Regions from separate parts of the Mus musculus genome. Here region 1 is linked to region 2. Evidence: chromatin contacts called from ENCODE Hi-C data. All regions are on one chromosome and are shown on one strand. Each heading gives the region's core, a stretch centred on a gene start or an enhancer-like site at or near the end of the contact. The rest is flanking DNA. Distances are from core to core; before and after follow the strand shown. Region 1 has its middle 10 kb from the start of Gm35741. Region 2 has its middle 50 kb from the start of Il1rl2.

Region 1 (5,435 bases), core at 2,533-5,032, 240 kb before region 2:
GGAATCTTTTAAGCTCCTGTGCCCCATTTTATGTAGCCTCATCTTTTTTATACCACAGGGCATTTTTGTTTGAGCATGAGAATCTATCTCTTATACTTCCAGAAAAGAGGTTTCATAGACAGTAGGCAATCAGCATGTGCTTATTGTTTTTGTACCGAGGGGAAAAGGCTTGATGAGAAAGAGCTTTTCGTTGGCCATTGGCTCTCCCACAAAGGCTGGGGTCAGGATCCCATGGAGCTCCTCATCTACATCTTATTATAGAATTTGTGGTTCCTACTTCCTATACTATTGATTTTGTTTTCCTCTTTCAGCCCCAGTTGGCATGTAGATAAGTTCAGAACAGATACGAAGTCTGAGTGATCTTTGCTTTAGAACCCATCCTGTGAGATTTCACAGAATAGAAGCAAGACATGAGATCATGTAAAAGCTTTGAGGAAGAAGGGGAGTAACTGAAAACTGCCCAAGAGTCTTATAACTGTGCTATGACACAGTAAAAGGCTGGAAGACACAAACTCCTTTTGGCTCTCCATACTCTATCCAAGGAAGCCAGGAAGCTGGTAGGTCTACAGGTCTCCAATGAGTGAGGCAACCTGTGGGGATGGAAATGACCATCTAGACCAATCAGATACACTTCTTGGAGTCTGAATGCTTTAAAGCATCAGTTCTCAGTCTGTGGGTCATGATTCCTTTTGGGGCCAAACAACCCTTTCACAGGAGTTACATATCTGATATCCTGCATATCAGAGATTAACATTATATTTCATAAGCGTGGCAAATTACAGTTATGAAATAGCTATGAAAGTAATTTTATGACTGAGGGTCACTGCAACATGAACTGTATTAGTTTGCAGCACTAAGAAGGTTGAGAACCACTACTCTAAAGGCAGTGGGGTTAGAGACATCTTGTGGGTAGTATGGAAATACAGTTGTAGAGTGCAGTCAAGAACTGTTCCACTGTTCCATTCTGGGTTTGCTTGTGGTGCAGCTTCACACTTTCCTTGGCCTACCAGATCTTCACACTTTCTTTGGTCTACCAGATGGCCCTATTCTCTTCTTGCCCTTTTTAAATCTCTCCTCCAAAGCTTCTCCATAGGGCACTAAAGTGTTCTTTCTCAGTCTCACATCTGATAGCATTCCCTTTCTGATACATACCTATAGATAGCTGCTGCATTCCTATAGTCCACATAGCCCAGCTAAGATACAAAGACCTTTTTTTTTTTTCTCCTTTAGCCAATGTATTGGGCCCGCTCTGTTGCTTTTATGATGTAAGCTTCCAGGAAGCTTTCCTAATGTCCTTCCAGATTTCAGAAGAGAATCCTTGCCATGGAGTTAGTGCTGAGAACATCCTGAATGTGTAGGTCAGTTCTCAGCAATTTGGCATCGTCTTTTATGACTGCCCCCCGAGTCTCTCCTCCAGCCTGTGGCTGGGCACACAGAAACATCAGTGCTTACCCTTGGGTCTCTGTTATTGCTTGTGTTGGAGACTTGTAAAGTGTATCTCTTGCATCTGAAGAGCCATTGTGTCCATGGGCTGATCCTCCCATTCCTGTCTAGGTTTTACTCAGGAGATCTTTCTGGATCCCCTTCCATCAGTTGGCAGAGAGGTCTTCTTATTGGATTTCAGAGCACAAAGCAGCTATCACAGCTTGAAGTGGCTTATTTTCTTGTCACAGAGACCCCAACCACACAAATTGAAGAGGAAAAGGTGTTAGAGAGAGTCAGTCCACAGTCATTTTTCCCCATGCACTTTGGCAGCCATGGTAGCTAGAACACATGAAGAAAGAGAACTGTCCACTTTGTGGTCCAGGAGAATGCACACAAGGAAGAAGTAGACAGCCAGGGATAGTATATTTGCTAGGGATGCAGGGATTCAGGTCCTCTAGCTAGACTCAACTATCTAAAGTTTTTTCAGTCTCTCAATGTAATACCTGGGACGAAGTCTCCAAAATATGACTATGGGCAACATTAAGTTCATAGTTCAGTTAGAATAGTTGCCCTTTATTGAACTGACAGACAGAAGCAGACCCTGAACTCATACTATGTGATGTCAGAGGCCACGTTTTCCTCCTCCTTACCCTCCTCCTCCTCCTCCTTATCCTCCTCCTCCTTGTCCTCCTCCTCTTCTTCCTTTTCTTCTTTTCTTTTAAGTTTTTTGTCTCTTCTCTTCTCTTCTCTTCTCTTCTCTTCTCTTCTCTTCTCTTCTCTTCTCTTCTCTTCTCTTCTCTTCTCTTCTCTTCTCTTTTCCTTTCTTTTTTTTTAAAATTAGGATCTTTTTATTTCATAGCCCAGGCTGGTCTTGATTTTGTGATCTTCCCAAGTGCTGGGATGGAAGGTATGACTAGCCTGGTCAGATACTGCATGTATGTGTATATACATATTTATCTGCACATACATTTGTGTCTATATATTTGCATATATATGTTCATGTAGGTGTGAGTGAATATATGTGTTCAAATCCATATATGTGTATGTGCATGTATGTAGAGGCCAGAGGTCAACTTTGAGTGTTGTTTCTCTAGAGCCATTTGCTGTGTGTGTGTGTGAGTATGTGTAAGTGTGGGTGTGTATATGTCTGTGTGTATGAGTGTGTGTGTATATGTATGTATGTATATATGTAGGTATGTATGTGTATATGTATGTCTCTATGTCTACACATGGAGGCCACAGGAGGCTGGCAGGTGTCTTGTTCCATCATGCTCTACCTTATTCCTTCAAGACAAGGTCTCTCAGATAAACCTAGATCTATGCTGGAAACCAGCAAGCCCCAGTGATCCTCCTGTCTTGGCCTTCCACACTCTAGGCTTACAGTGGGAACATGTTAGTGTCCATCCAAACTTTTTATGTTGGTGTTAGGGAGTCAAACTCAGGTCTTGAAGCTCACATAGCAAATACATGTTCCCATTGAAATATATATATATATATATATATATATATATATATATATATCCTGTCTTATTTTGGAGGCAGAGTCTCTCATGTAGACCTGAGTCTTGCAGATTGGGCTAAATTGGATAGCTAGCTAGCCTTCGTGTCTTCAACTTCCCAACACGGAGACTCTAAATTCTAGCCTTCCTACATGAGTACAGGAGGGTTGAACTAAGGTCTCCATGCATGCATGACATGCACTTGCTGACAGGGCTGTTGCCTTGGTCCCGGATAGTGTATTCTTTGCACACATGTGCTTCTTTGCACATTCTAAGCACTCAGCAGACACTAGGGGAAGGAATGCATGAATGAACAAGCAGAGGGGAGTGGAAGATTCTGGATGTAAGGCTTTATTATAAGCCCCTTCCCCACCAAATAGTCTATTATCCCCATATGGGAAAAAAAAAGAGTGTTGCAGGTTTCAAGATGTCAAAGATGTATACTTGCATGAGTAAATGGATGAATGAGACATAATAGCCATGGGGCATGATATTCAGAGATCTACCACAGCGTTTGCTCCCTGGGATGGAGACGTGAGTCCTCTCTTAGCCAACCACCGCTCGTTGGGAATCGGTCTCTCCCTTTCCTAACTAAGATCCAGATTCTGCTGTCAATCCTTCATTTCATGTAAAAGGAAACTCTAAAGCCTTCCAGTTGGTTTCAGGCTGAACACATCTCTCAGCAGAGGAGTGAGGGACGCCAGGAGTCTGCTGTGATCAGGGTGTGTAGTCTTTCCCAGGCACCTCTGGCATGCTTCTAAGTGTTTTTTGTTCTCTGGACTAAGGGTTTCCTGTTGAAAAGGCCCGAGAGAGTATCAGAGTTGGGCACAGAGCACTTGCTGGACTCTTACTAAATACAGCCCTTGATTAAATCCTTCAGACACCAATGAAAATATTTTTTTAGGAGACTCTTCTGGGAGCCATGCCAACTGCGAGTGAGCTTTTCTCGGTAAACACTTGGACTTGCCCGTCTTTCTGAGTCAGCTCGTACTCAGCATGCCTCTCCTGAGGAAACGCAGGATACTGCTCTTCAAAGCCGAAAGTGGGAGTCAATTTCAGACATCTCCTGGAGATAACGGACCTGAGAAGACAGCTCCTGGAGCGGCCCCTGCTTTCCGTCTGTGTGCGTTGGCCTTTTTATTTAAACCCATTAAATAAAAACTTCCAGCAACATGCTTGTAGTGAGGACCTGTCAGGAGAAAACCCACAGAGGAATTTTTCATCACCCCTCAGCATTGTACTATTCCCTAAATCCAGACCATGTCATGGTAGGCTGGGGGGTGACATGGGGAGTTTCTTGAGCACAGGTGACAACTCTGACAGAGTGATTGCTTAAATCACATTCTCCTCTGTCCCCTTTCCCGCAATAACCAAAGCTAATTTTCAGCCTCTTCCTGCCGAGAAGCAAAATGGACATGGTTGGGAGGTCCTGTTTGTCAAGGTCTTGGGAGGAAGTACTTCTGTTGACTGTGTGGATTTTTGGGACAGCCACACAGGAGGCAGGTTCTCGTCCCCCAAGCTGCTGGAATGGCAGTTGACTTCTTCTTTAGGTCCAGGTCTGGAACAGCAAGGGGATGGTTTGGCAGCAGGTAACAGAAAACTAAACAGAGTCACTTACACAGTCAGTCCTGCCAACTTCCCTTCCACCACCAGGCACTTAGCAGCTTAACCATGTCAGGGCCTTGGACACTCTCAATGGTCTTTTCCTGAAGGCCATAGGGGGACTGATGGGATGCCATGTCCATGGGGGGAATATTGAAGTGTCATGGTGTCTACACTGTAGAAAGGCAACAGGGGAATGAAACCCCTACCTTTACTATTCCAAACAGCCTCTCCCTCAGCTGCCAACCGACTTCTGCTTGTGTGTTGTTGATTAGAACTCTCTCGTGGGATTCACATTCCCTAAGGGAGGGTAGGAAAGTCCCATTTCAGTTTCTCATGCTCCCTTCTCATCTCTAACATCCTTTCCAAAGGCCATTGCTGTTCATCTTTTCATAAGCTCAGTTTTTTAGTTTCCAAGCACAGATCAACACTCTGTTTGGGGTCATCTATAAAGGATAGGCACTATGGTGTGTTGACCTGACATTATTCCCAAAGCAATGCATTGTAACAACGATTTGCATAGCCTGTACTCATGTTGGGTGTTCTGGTACTCTAGAGGTGACTGCAATGTAGAAAAGCTCCTGGGGGCTTCATATAAAGGCAACAGGAGTCTCCTGCAGCATGTGGCTTCCCATACGTCCTCTGCTGTCACTAATCAATTGAAATCCTCAGGCCTAGCTTCCACTCTGACATTCTTTCTCTTGAAGAAGTTTCTTTTTTCATGAGGCTATTATTTGGAGAGTATGGGCCATCCAGTGCTTCTTGATTTGGGGAGTGATGAATCTTGGGCAAGGATAGATATCAGACCAGTGAGGAGCTCCACAGCTTCAGGGGACTCAAAAATGGGATGGCAAGGGTGACCAGACAGGCCAGAATTCCTGTTATGCTAGGAAGGAAGGAGCAAAGCAA
Region 2 (5,282 bases), core at 2,139-4,638:
GAGGCAAGCCAGTAAAGAACATCTCTCCATGTCCTCTGTATCAGCTCCTGCTTCCTGACCTGCTTGAGTTCCAGTCCTGACTTCCTTTGGTGATGAACAGCAGTATGGAAGTGTAAGCCGAATAAACCCTTTCCTCCCCAACTTGCTTCTTGGTCATGATGTTTGTTCAGGAATAGAAACCCTGACTAAGACAAGGTTCTTCCTATAAATGTCATCCCATCATCCCGAGATGGGTCAGTGTAGCCAAGTTCAAGCTCAGGAGAGCTCACAGTCATGTGACTCTGGCTGAAGTATATCTTTATAATTGTCAGGTATTGTTATTAATCTCTTACTGCATCAAAAGTTTAAGTTAAGCTGCATCATAGGAACATTCATAGAGTAAATGGATATGTGTGTATGTATGTATGTATGTATGTATGTATGTATGTATGAATATATATGGTTTGTTATTATTCTCAGTTCTAGTCTCCATTGGGGACTCTAGGATGAATTCCTCTTGGATAAGGAGTATTTATCTGCCTAAAATAGGGAGACCATCAGCTACCCCATCAAAAACTATGCTGAATCCCAGGGGAAGGCTGGTGGAAGAGAGCTGAGGATTCTTCACAGCCAAGCTACTGTCAGTCAACTGTGCATGTGAGGCAGCTCTTCAAACCTTTCTGCTACCTGGTGCACATGATTTTAATCCTGCACCTCAGTCAGTGGTGAGAGTGACGCCCTCATGCCCGGTGGCTGGGGATGCAAACTCCTGCATCCATTATGGAAACCAACATGGAAGGCTCCCTCAAACCAATAAAACACCCTAACAAAAACAATGAAGCCCAAGCAGGCCTACCACATGACCCAGGTGTCTCACTCCTGGGTGTACACACCAGGAAATCTCTGTTAGCACACTCGAGACATACTGATACATCTCTGTGGATGCACTGTTTACAGTACCCAAGATACAGAAGCAACTTGAATGTGTGTGAACAGAAGAGGAGGAAAAAAATGTGCTCCGTACACTAAGGGAACTTTGTTCTGCTGTGAAGAATGAAATCATGTCATCTTCAGGGAAAGGATAGAACTGCAGATTCTCATGCTTTGCAGAATAATTCAGACCCAAGGGACACACAGCACATGTTTTCTCTTAAGTGCAGAATTTGTGTTTTAAGAACGTGAGTCATAAAGTGTCAGGGAGGCCTCCAAGGGCCATGGGTGTGTGCTGAACGGAGTAGGAAAAAGAAGATGGGGTAATCTATAATTCTCTTTTACACACAACATATACAACATGAAATCAGAGTAGGAAGCATTCTAGGGGTGACTAGCAGGCAGAGGGAAGGAACAGAAGAGGGTTTCAGATGGTGAATATGAGTGAAGTATAACGATAAACATATATGAAAATGGATGAAACCCAATACTTTGTTTGCTAACCAATAGTTATCTCAACATTTAAAATGTAACAAGATGGTAAAGATGAAGGAGTGGGGGTGGTGAGACAGATCAGAGTGTAGGCTTAGATTTTTCAAAACCTACTTTGATAAGGGTTCTTAAATGCTTTGATCTCCCTTCTAGCCCACCAACCAAAGGAGGGGAGAGATGTTTAATAGAACAAGGCGGGGTGTAGACATGTTTAGAAGTAGTTCTTTGGGGCGATACAATCTTTGTTGTCAGGATCTCAGCAGTCCAGTCCAAAATACCAAACATGAATTGGTAGCAGTAGCTCAATCAGAGAAGCGGCAAGAAGCAGCCGGAATACCAGAGACAAGTTCTTTGGTGCTTTTCTCTCCAGGAAGTCAGCACAAGCAAGGATCATGTAGACCAGGAAAGCCTTGCAAGGGGAACCAATGCGAACTGTCTGCTGGGTTCCACTTTTACTCTTTCCAAACACCCTGTGTCCTCCAAGTGTCGTCTGCCTCAGCAAAGATCCTCTCAGAAGACAGTTTTCAGACATGCATCACATGACACAAGTGAGTCTCCAAAGAAACCAGAAATTTCCACTCCATCAGAGGGTGAAGGTGCTTTTCTGCATGGTGACTGGCATGCAGAAGCTAGGTAGGATGGAAGGAGAGAACCAACTCCACAAAGATGTCTTGCTCCACACACACGCACACACGCACACACACGCACACACACGCACACACACGCACACACACATACACACACACACGCACACTGCTGTGTGTCCAAAGCCACACACACAAACACACACACACACACACGTGCACACCCCCACACACATACACACACACATGTACACACACACACACACACACACACATGTACACACACATGCATACACACATACACACACACACACACACACACACACACACACACACACACACTGCTGTGTGTCCAAAGCCGAAATGGAGGTGTAGCTGAGAGAGGTAAGCAACTCAGAGAGGGGACCTGACAGGAAAGTCTTAGCCCCTCTTACTCTGGAGTGACTAAGTCAGTCACAAAGCCACTTTCTTGTGACCTCTTCACTATGATCTGCCCATGAAAATGGCTTGAGATGACATTGATGTTCACTCCATAGGGGCTCCAGGCAAGTATGGGCTTTCCTTGAAAGATCAACTGGAATTAAAAAAATCTATATTTATGTCTATATCTATGTCTCTCTATAGACATAAAGACATGTCTATATAGACATCTATAGGTGTATAAATATCAGAAATATCTATGTATATCAGATATATGTCTGTCTATATATTATCATATATATCAGATATCTGTATCTTTAAGTATAATGTATATCTGTACCTATATAGATATAGATCAATCTATGTATCAATCAGTTATCTATCTGTCTATCTATCTATCTATCTATCTATCTATCTATCTATCTATCTATCTATACATCTATACATGTAAGCCAAGTGTGATAGTGTAGCCTGTGATCCCTCTGCTCGAGAGGCTGAGGTGGGGGGTTGGGATGGGAGCTAAGGGTGGTTAGGTAATGAAACCCTATCTTGAGAAAGCAAACAACAGACAAACAAAAGATACTTACATAAAACCTCTTGATTAGCCAATGATGCCACCGGGAGACCAGAGTGGGACCTATATGTGAGGGCTCAACCTGAGCTTCTTCTACTCACGTGTGGAACCCTGCAGTGATCCCATGTCACAGCTGACCTTTCCCCAGATCTTGGCCCTGTTTCCCGTTTACAAACTTTCTCCCATTGCGTGCTCTTCTGGCGAGTGGATGCAGGATGTGTTTAAAGATGAAGAAAGTGGAGAGTTCCTTTCTGTTCTTGGCATAACAAATACACAGAGTTGGCTTTGTGTCCTGGCACGGAATACTGCTGGGTGTTGGGACTCAATGGCCAGGGCCTTCTCAACTCAAGTGTAGTTAGTTTTTCTGGGCCATTGAAGGTTGGGACACAGTGTGCACACTCTGAGCCTCACATACCCAGAATGCATCTGGAGACCCTGCTGGTTGCCTTAATGAGAGAACTCCACAGCTCCCTGGTTATCCATGGCAAATTCCTGATTTGGGAAGGGCTCCAGAGTCCTGGGTTTCTCCCCTTCACTGGACACTCAGCTGCTACTTACTGCTGTTGCCTAACCACTCCTGAAAGGGCGGACCATGAGAAACGGAGCCCACCAGTGCCCCGTCGCAGGTTTTAGACTTGGAAGCAGAATTCCCTGCTCTCACCCTGAGATGTGTACAGCTCTGCCTTCAAGCAGCTCAGGAAAGGAGGCTGCATCTCTAGGTCATTCTCTAGGTCAGACTTTAGCAGGGCTTGAAATAGAGTATACACAAGTGAACACGGCACTGGGTTGAATACATCTCGTGTTACTGTCTCGCTTTCCTCTTGTATGCTGTTTCCAGCTGCAGGGTGAAGCTGTGTTTGGGGCTTCAACACACAGTTTGTCTTGCTCCCTGCCACCACCCCCATAGCCCAAATCCTCTGGCTGGACAGGGAAGTGGGAACATCATATGGGCTTTGATCCTTGGAGTATGCTGGAGACCTGGGACTGGGTGGTGTTCCCCCCCCCATATTTCCTTAGTGAAAAATTAAACTATAATTGTGAAAATGACATGTATCCCCTCAATAAGAATCTGTCCTCACATTTGAAAACAAAACAAATGTTCATGATTGGCCCCCATGTGAAAAATCACAATTTTTGTCTATTTAGCCAGAACTGATTTCTAATCCAACCAGTTTGGATAGTGAGGTCATTTTCACCTGGTCTTTACTATAGTGTCAGGGGTGCCATCTCAACAGCTTGGTAAGACCTGTAGACCTGCAGAAATCTAAGGCAGACTAGCAGGAGGCAGCCAGGAAGCCAGCTCAGGAACCCCTCACCAGAATTCTTGCAAATGAGCACTGTGCATGGAATAGTTTCAAGGGGCCACAGAGAAGAACCAAACTTATGCAGTTTACAGGAAAATGGAGGCAACCGGAGGTCATGGTGCTCAGGGACAGAATGACAAATGTCATGGACTTTCTCTCATATGGGACCCAGATTTTGCAAAGGGATGTGATGCAGAAAGGCAGAAAGGGGACTCTGTGGGAAGATGAAGGCAGGGAAAAAATGGTCCACACTTCATAATAAGAGTCCCGGGGGGCCCTCACTTCATAATAGACATCTTGGATGCACAGAGTTGTGACACTGAAGCAATACAGCCTCCAACCTTGGAAACTGGAGCATCAGTCCAGAGAAAGGATAAAAAAGACAGCCTGCAGACTGGGTGCAGGACAGTGGTATTTATATTCCCCAGTTCTTCAGGGCGATACAAACTTTCATAATGTCTAGTATTGTTCCCTTTCCCATCCTATTGGCTCAGGACAACAAGTCTCATCAGTTAATATCCTGGCACTTGACTTTCTCTCCTTGTCTGGTTTGAGGAGCCTGTAGCATGCAGCAGACTGCCCGTGACCTAGGCTGAACCCCACAGCGCCCAGCCAAGCAGGCACCAGCTGTCAGGAAGGGAGGGAACATAGGGTCCTAGTGTCCCCCGGCTCATCTGTGGTTCTCTGAGGGACCTCACTGTGAAGATGCACCGGTACAATTTATTTCTTACACAGGGAATCAGCGCAGGGACTGATGTGGTTAACGTTCATAAGATACACATGTCTGAAGGTGTCATGGAGAATTGTGTTATCTTGTATGATTAATACACACTAATAAAAAAATCAGAAAATAGACTGGTATGCAGAGCATGTTTTTCTACCCTGTGAGAGAATTGTTCTTCACACTGACAGGCATGGCTGTGTGTTGCTGTCTGTGAACATGGGGAGCTCTCCGCACTGAAACTCTTACCTTCCGGTGTGGTCCAGGCCCCTTATCTC

Evidence for each region. A loop is a pair of places that touch in the nucleus more often than their neighbours do.
Region 1: a map of CH12.LX shows a loop between it and region 2 (2.7-fold over the local background). The contact joins two enhancer-like sites. A Hi-C loop is called at or near these places in 7 of 37 maps with a recorded cell type or tissue (CH12.LX, left cerebral cortex, mouse embryonic stem cell and 2 more).

The regions. Positions count from the first base shown.
Region 1 is chr1:40,136,189-40,141,623 of GRCm38, forward strand. No RefSeq gene overlaps it. Among named protein-coding and RNA genes, the nearest start is that of Gm35741, 10 kb to the right of the region's middle. Within about 2 kb of position 3,783, at least 2 of the 3 ENCODE cell types and tissues checked have a DNase peak (open chromatin) inside an H3K27ac peak, as active enhancers do.
Region 2 is chr1:40,372,036-40,377,317 of GRCm38, forward strand. No RefSeq gene overlaps it. Among named protein-coding and RNA genes, the nearest start is that of Il1rl2, 50 kb to the left of the region's middle. Within about 2 kb of position 3,389, at least 1 of the 3 ENCODE cell types and tissues checked has a DNase peak (open chromatin) inside an H3K27ac peak, as active enhancers do.